Regions from separate parts of the Homo sapiens genome. Here region 2 is linked to region 1. Evidence: read pairs that join two places in POLR2A ChIA-PET (ENCODE). Cell type or tissue: K562. All regions are shown on one strand.

Region 1 (4,000 bases):
GTATTTTTTGTAGTGACGGGGTTTTGGCGTGTTGCCCAGACTGGTCTCGAACTCCTGGGCTCAAGTGATCCACCCACCTCGGCCTCCCAAAGTGCTGGGATTGTAGGTGTGAGTCACCATGCCTGGTCACACACACTTTTTATATGAGGAATGTAAGCCCTTTTAAATTATCAGGCCCAGGAAGGCATTAAAATGAGACACCATTCATATCCTATTTCTCTCCTTGAACTATGTAATCTCTTGAAACTGCTTTCGTGGCTGGGCACGGAGGCTCACGCCTGTAATCCTAACACTTTGGGAGGCCGAGGTGGGTGGATCACCTGAGGTTGGGAGTTCGAGACCAGCCTGGCCAACATGATGAAACCTGTCTCTACTAAAAATACAAAAATTAGCCAGGCATAGTAGTGGCAGCCGCCTATGATCCCAGCTACTGGGGAGGCTGAGGCAGGAGAATCGCTTGAACCCGCTGGAGATCGTGGTGAGCCAAGATCGCACTCCAGTCTGGGCAACAGAGTGAGACTCCATCTCAAAAAAAAAAAAAAAAAAAGAAACTACTAGCTATATTCGCTGTTTCTACAAGTAACTATAAATTAATCTAACAATGCCACATTCTGGACAGTATAACCCACACACTGTAGCTCAATAATGTATAGCCAATCACTAATCAATGTTATTTCTGTGAACTGATGAGAATTCCTGACAAACAATTTTGTATAAGCCCACTCCTTATCCTCTTTTTGCCTTCAAAAATCTGCTTGTAGCGCCGGGCGCGGTGGCTCACGCTCGTAATCCCAGCACTTTGGGAGGCCAAGGTGGGCGGATCACGAGGTCAGGAGATTGAGACCCTCCTAGCTAACACAGTGAAACCCCGTTTCTACTGAAAATACAAAAAAATTAGCCGGACGTGGTGGCACGCGCCTGTAGTCCCAGCTACTCGGGAGGCTGAGGCAGGAGAATGGCGTGAACCCAGGAGGCGGAGCTTGCAGTGAGCGGAGATCGCGCCACTGCACTCCAGCCTGGGTGACAGAGTGAGACTCTGTCTCAAAAAAAAAAAAAAAAAAAAAATCTGCTTGTAGCAAAGGTCTGAACGGAGCACTTCCCAAGACAATTTGGAAGTGTGTCCCAGGCAGCTGTTCTCTACTTTGGCCCAAATATACTCTATATTAATTCTGAGGCTCAGCTTCTTTTGTTTTAGTTTGACAAGAGAGATGAATAAAAAGAGAAATGAACAACCACAACCTGGGCTACCTCTCGTTAGCAAACACATAGGCTCCAGGGCCCTACACTGAATTAAGGGAACGGTCCAAATTCCAGTAGTAATTCCCATGTGAAGAGGATTATAAGTCTGGCAAGTATCAGAGAGCTCATTAGAAGTAGATTACATAAATCCTACACATTTCACAAAGTGGGACATGGGAACCAAGTCTAGCAGTATAGATACCAGTTAGATACCGTGGGCAAATTAAAAAGAAATATCAATTGTGTAATCATTGTAGTCATTAACATCAAGTGAATATTTAGTAAAGTACTATTCTAAGCATTCTGTATTGACTCATTTAATTCTCATGTCAACCTGAAGAGATAGATACTATTATTCCCTCCTCCCCCATTATTTTCCCCTATTATTTTCTAACTTGTACAAGTAAGGAAACTGAGACAGAGTAAATTTCCTTGCCCAAGTCACATAGTAAGGGGTAGAGGGAGAAGTTCTTAACTGTTATAGTATACTGCCTCTATACAAGAGAAAAAACGAACCCTCTACACTGTTCTCCATCTCCACTACCACCTCCTACTCATAGCAACCCCTCCCACTCAAACCACAAGGAAAGACACATGACCGATAATAAAACTACTCGGTAAGATTTATGCAATATATTCTGCTTGCCAGGGATTGTTCTGTGTATTTCTACACAGAATGTAATCTTTACAATATAATCCCTAGATTACAGATAAGGAAACGAAAACAGTAAAGGGCAGTAATTTCCCAAGGTCACACAGCTAGCTGGGATTTAAGTCCATTATGTCTGGCAACACAGAACACATGCCCTTTCCCAGGCAGGTCTATACTGCCTCACCTCTGTTTCCCTAGCTACTGTAATTGACTCAGGGATGAACCCCAGCTGGGTCAATCAGAATCTTTCTCCAGGATTTTCTGCTGCATCTATCAGGGAACTCTTGCATTTTTGAAGTAATTAAACATTGTCCCTGAACATAAATGACCCTTGAGTGTTTTAGGAAGAATGAAGAAAGAAAAGTAGAGCTGAACTCCATTTTTGATATTTACTACAGGGAGTAAAGGGAAGCCATGACAACCTCACTTGAACTCTTGGTCCAGTCCTGTTTAATGTCCATCCTACCCAATTATGTGAGCACAAAATCCTCCCCACCTACTTTACATATATATATAATATATATATTATATATATAATATATATATTTAATATATAATATATATATTATATATATTTAATATATAATATATATTATATATATTTAATATATAATATATATTATATATATTTAATATATAATATATAAAATATATATATAATATATATATTATATATATTTAATATATAATATATAAAATATATATATAATATATATAATATATATATTATATATATTTAATATATAATATATAAAATATATATATTATATATATATAATATATATATATATAGTGAGAGAGAGAGAGATGAGTCATGCTATGTTGGCCTCAAGCAATCCTCCCTCCTTGGCCTACCAAAGTGTTGGGATTACAGGTGTGAACCACCATGCCCAACCTCTACCTACTTTTTTTTTCTTAAGTTCGCTTGAATTCCATTTCTGTCACTTTGGATAACAAGACTAACACATGATAACTTAAATTCCCACCAACATGAGAATTCCAGTTTTTCTGCATCTTTAGAAAGTATTAAGCATATGAATTAACAGAGAGAACACTAGAGATTAGAGAAAAGCAAGAATATGATTCCTGAAAGGTGCTTAATACATAACTTGACAAAACTAACTTTAATTGCCAGCAGTAGGATTTTTAAACTTTTTTTTTTTTTGAGACAGATTCTTGCTCTGTTGCCCAGGCTGGAGTGCAGTGGCACCATCTCGGCTCACCGCAAGCTCCGCCTCCCAGGTTCACGCCATTCTCCTGCCTCAGCCTCCCAAGTAGCTGGGACTACAGGCGCCCGCCACCACACCCGGCTAATATTTTGTATTTTTAGTAGAGATGGGTTTCACTGTGTTAGCCAGGATTGTCTTGATCTCCTGACCTCGTGATCCGCCCGCCTTGGCCTCCCAAAGTGCTGGGATTACAAGCATGAGCCACCGCGCCCAGCCAGAAAAGGATTTTTAAAAACAAAAGTATAGACACAAGGTGAAAATTCTACAGAAAAATATGTAACAGAGTTCTGAATGAATAGAAGAAAGCAGAGTTGAGGAATGGGTGAATTGCTTAATCTTTCACCTGCTGAGTTTTCATTCCCTGTACAGCAGAAGGAAAAAAAAGAGAAAACTTTTTTAAGAAAGAAATTCAGTAAGCAGCTTTCTGAAAACACTCATTTCTGTCACTGAAATTGCTACAAATGCAAATATCCACAATACCTTTCCCTGTATTCTAGAAGAACACTTCCATATTCTCTGTGCAGAGGCTTTTGGTTATAATTCCTGGATTTAAAGCATCCAAAGAGAGAAAGCTCCAGGTTTGCACATACTGCTTTAATTAAACAATAATGGATTTTTAGTAAGTAGGGTCTTTTGCTCTCTAAATCTAAAGAACTAAAGGTAGATAAAAGAAACATCTTTTGCTGTAAGTGAAAAAGTAATTTTTGCTCTACTATATATATATTTCTGGGAAGAAAAAAAATCTCACCCTCAAGCTTGTGTTCTTTAAAATGAAATATTTTGACCAAGCAGAGTGGCCCATGCCTATAATCCCAGCAATTTGGAAGGGCAAGGCAGGATAGCTTGAGACCAGGAGTTCAAGACCAGCCTGGGCAACATA
Region 2 (4,000 bases), 160 kb after region 1:
ATACATAAATATTTGGGTAGTGATAATTATTCTGATAATCATTATCACTGATTACCTCCACTAAAAGTAGAGCAGGAAATATGATTTTGAGTCATTTTTTCTTTTTTTTTTTTTTTGAGACGCAGTCTCACTCTGTTGCCCAGGCTGGAGGGCAGTGGCGTGATCTCGGGTCACTGCAAGCTCTGCCTCCTGGGTTCACCCCATTCTCCTGCCTCAGCCTCCCGAGTAGCTGGGACTACAGACATCTGCCACCACGCCTGGCTAATTTTTTGTGTTTTTAGTAGGACGGGGTTTCACCATGTTAGCCAGGATGGTCTCGATCTCCTGACCTTGTGATCTGCCCGTCTTGGCCTCCCAAAGTGCTGGGATTACAGGCGTGAGCCACCCCGCCTGGCCCTTGATTTTGAGTCATTTTTTCATCACTGGTTTTAGTTTAATCTATTAGCTCTGTTATCCAGTCTATCTTAAGACAAAATACTTTATCTTTTTTGTATATCAGGATATGACTATAGTTTTAGATACATTTTTTTCTATAAAATGAGTGCTTCTTTATTTAGCTCACTGCCACAACTTTATACTTCTTTTCTTCATTCCTGTACCATCTCTGTTAACTTGCCTGCAGTTTTGTAGCATTATTGTGTTTACATCTACTGATTTAGAGATGTTTATATGACAAGTAGCTTTTTTTAATATTTGCATTTAATGTAATTAAGGGAAAAAGTTTTTAAAAATATTAAGCTAGCAAGTTATTAACACTATTCGTATTAACACTGTCTGTAATAACCCCAGTTCCTGTCAACAACAGAATGAACAAATGGTGGTATATGTAATGGAATGCTCTACAGCAGTAAAAACTAAACTACACATAACAACATGAATGAATTACATAAACATAATGTTGGTGAAAGAAGCCAGACATAAAGAAGTATGACTTGGCCGTGCATGGTGGCTTGTGCCTGTAATCCCAGCACTTTGGGAGGCCGAGGTGGGCAGATCAATTTGGGTCAGGAATTTGAGACCAGGTAACTTGGTCAACATAGTGAAATCCCCTCTCTACCAAAAAGTATAAAAAATTTCAGGGTGTGGTGACGTGCGCCTGTAATGCCAGCTACTTGGGAGGCTGAAGCAGGAGAATCGCTTGAACCCGAGAGGCGGAGGTTGCAGTGAGCCGAGATCGTGCCACTGTACTCCAGCCCGGGCAACAGAGTGAGACTCCGTCTCAAAAAAAAAAAAAAAAAAAAGAAAAAACGAAGTATGACTTATATGATTCAATGATTCAATTTCTATAAAATTTAAAACTGACAGAACTATGGTTTTGGATGTCAAGGTAGTAGTTTCTTTTGTAGGGAGGGCATAATGACAGGAATGGAGTATGAAGAGGTCTGTGGATTCTGGTTATATTTTGCTTCTTGACTTGGGTACTAGTTACACAAGTGTGTTTGTTTTGTAGATTCATGGAGCTGTACAGTTATGATTTGGGCACTTTGGTATATATATTCGGCTTCCAGAAAACGCTTATGTATGCAGTCAGTGCTTGTTATTTGTGATAGTTAGGTTCTAGAAAGTTTCTGTGAACACTGAGTTAGTGAATACCGAACCATTGTCTCTAGGGAAAATACAGGATTAGGTTCCTACTAGCCTTTGATTGCATTTTAGTTAACCAAGCAGTACAACATGGCCTTGTTTTACATGTGTTTCTGTTTACATACACCATATTTCATAAATATCATTGATTCATTAACATTGAACTTATGCCCAATAGCACTATAACTCATGTCTGAATTAAGCTTATCTGACATGTGTTTTCTTCATGAGACACATCACAGTCTTCTTGAGCTCAGGAACTCTAGACAGCACTTCAGTGCTACAAGTTGCGGGCCACGTAGTGGAATCGCCAACAAAAAGCACAACAGTGCAAAAATGTGGCACTAAATAGGCTGTGAAAAAGACACATATTTACAGTATGAGAGCTGAAACAAGATACAGCATCACTGAATTCTACCTCAGCTGGGAATGTGTGCATTGGGCAACTCTAAATTTTTGCTGTTCTGTGCTTGTGCATGTTGGGTTTATACATAAATTTTAGTAAGCAGGCGATTTCACAGATACAGAATTGGCAAATAATATCTAAATACATAGCTGCTAGTACCTGAGTAAATATTTACTTCTCAATCAAGTGTGCAAGTAGGCTAAGGATAACCTTTTCCTCTTAAACTAAATGTCTTAATAACAATTTTTTTGTGATTAAAATTAGAGCTGTTCTAGGGTGCCAATTTTGTAATTTTTTTGTACCATACTGTAGATTTTCGTAACTGTTTTGATGCCAAGCTTTATTAGATTTTAAAATTTATCTTCTCATTCTCATTTTTTTTTTTTTTTTTTGAGATGGAGTCTCACTTTGTTGCCCAGGCAGGAGTGCAGTGGTATGATCTCAGCTCACTGCAACCTCCGCCTCCCAGGTTCAAGCGATTCTCTTGCCTCAGCCTCCTGAGAAGTTGAGATTACAGGCACCCGCCACCATGCCCGGCTAATTTTTTTTTTTTTCAGTAGCGACGGGGTTTCACCATGTTGGCCAGGCTGGTCTTGAACTCCCAACCTCAAGTGATCTGCCTACCTCAGCCTCCCAAAGTGCTGGGATTACAGGCGTGAGCCACTGTGCTCGGCCATAAAATTTATCTTCTCATTCTTTGCTGATCAGGGATTCATTGTAATGTTGTACATTAATTTTTTTGTTTTTGCCCAGTAGCAACTGACCATTAAATGATTACGTATCAAGTGGTGTAATATAGTTTCTTCAGAATGAAATTGTATCAAAGTTTACCTAGAAGACTTCAAATGTACCAATATAAAAGACTGGGATTAAGATTTAATTTTTTGGCTGGGCATGGTGGCTCATGCCTATAATCTCAGCACTTTGGGAGGTCAAGGCAGGTGGATCACTTGAGTCCAGGGGTTTGAGACCAGCCTGGGCAACACGGCAAAAACCCATCTCTACTAAAAGTTTAAAAAATTAGCTGGGCATGGTGGCACATGCCTGTGGTCCCAGCTACTTGGGAAGCTGAGGTGGGAGGATCACCTGAGCTCAGGAAGTCAAGGCTGAGCCATGATTGTGACACTGCACTCCACCCTGGGCGTAGGAGTGAGACCCTGTCTCAAAAAAAAGAAATTATTTAATTTTCAAATATTAATTTTACTCTGGAGGTCATATGCAGTGGTACCTGTTTCAAAAATAATATTACATAGTACATTTGTTTTACACAAAGATTCCTTTGAATTACTTTTAATTTAATTTTCTGACAGGAAGAGGAGATAAGCCATTTTATGTCAGGTCTGGCCAGTGGTTTGTATGGTTTGTATGGTCTGTATTGTTTTTAACACTGATGTGTGGCTATTGTTGCAGTTATCTATTGCTGCATGTGCACACAATAATTAACATAGCAGGTTGGAGGCTACTCTCCTTGGAAACAAGCTTAGAAGGTTGACCTTTGTCTGGGATCTGAGAATGTAAATGGTAAAATTTCCTGCACTGATACAAAGCTTTTCCTAAGTGATAGGAGTGGCTCACTGTGCCTAAACTATTTGTGCAAAGAATTATGTATATGAACACCAGTTTTCTTCTGGGAGTCTGAAATTTTGATACATGCCAGGCAAAGGGTGCCTAGGTGACTAACCTCCAGTAAACCTCAAATTAGAGACATTCTGTCTCTAATGAGCTTCTGTTGTAGATAACACTTCACACATGTTACAATTCAGTACTGGAAGATTTAAGTAAATACATCTTATGTGATTTCACTGGGAGAAGACACTTGGAAACTTGTGCCTGGTTTCCTCTGAGCTGTGTCCCATGTGAGTTTTCTCCTGGCTGATTTTGCTTTGTATTCTTTCACTGTAATAAATATTAACCGTGAGTTCCACTATATACTGAGTTCTGTGAGTCCCAGAGAATCACTAAACCTGACTGTGGTCTTGGGTCCTCCTGAAATATTGCATAACAAACTCC

The links. ChIA-PET counts read pairs that join two places held together with the same protein. Peaks named below come from ENCODE experiments on the same cell type or tissue, not always from the same donor. Only the 100,000 strongest peaks of a DNase experiment are listed, where the experiment ranks them.
Region 2: POLR2A ChIA-PET joins it to region 1 with 6 read pairs; 2 of 35 experiments call an interaction of 5 or more read pairs at or near these places.

What each region holds. Positions count from the first base shown.
Region 1 is chr5:119,061,701-119,065,700 of GRCh38, reverse strand. The region is part of intron 1 of DMXL1-DT (DMXL1 divergent transcript); the gene reads left to right. Among named protein-coding and RNA genes, the nearest start is that of DMXL1-DT, 7.2 kb to the left of the region's middle. RefSeq lists an enhancer at 1,729-1,838. In K562, no CTCF peak of the experiment used is centred here; a DNase peak (open chromatin) is centred at 1,800.
Region 2 is chr5:118,897,041-118,901,040 of GRCh38, reverse strand. The region is part of intron 4 of DTWD2 (DTW motif tRNA-uridine aminocarboxypropyltransferase 2); the gene reads left to right. Among named protein-coding and RNA genes, the nearest start is that of MIR1244-2, 76 kb to the left of the region's middle. In K562, no CTCF peak of the experiment used is centred here; no DNase peak of the experiment used is centred here.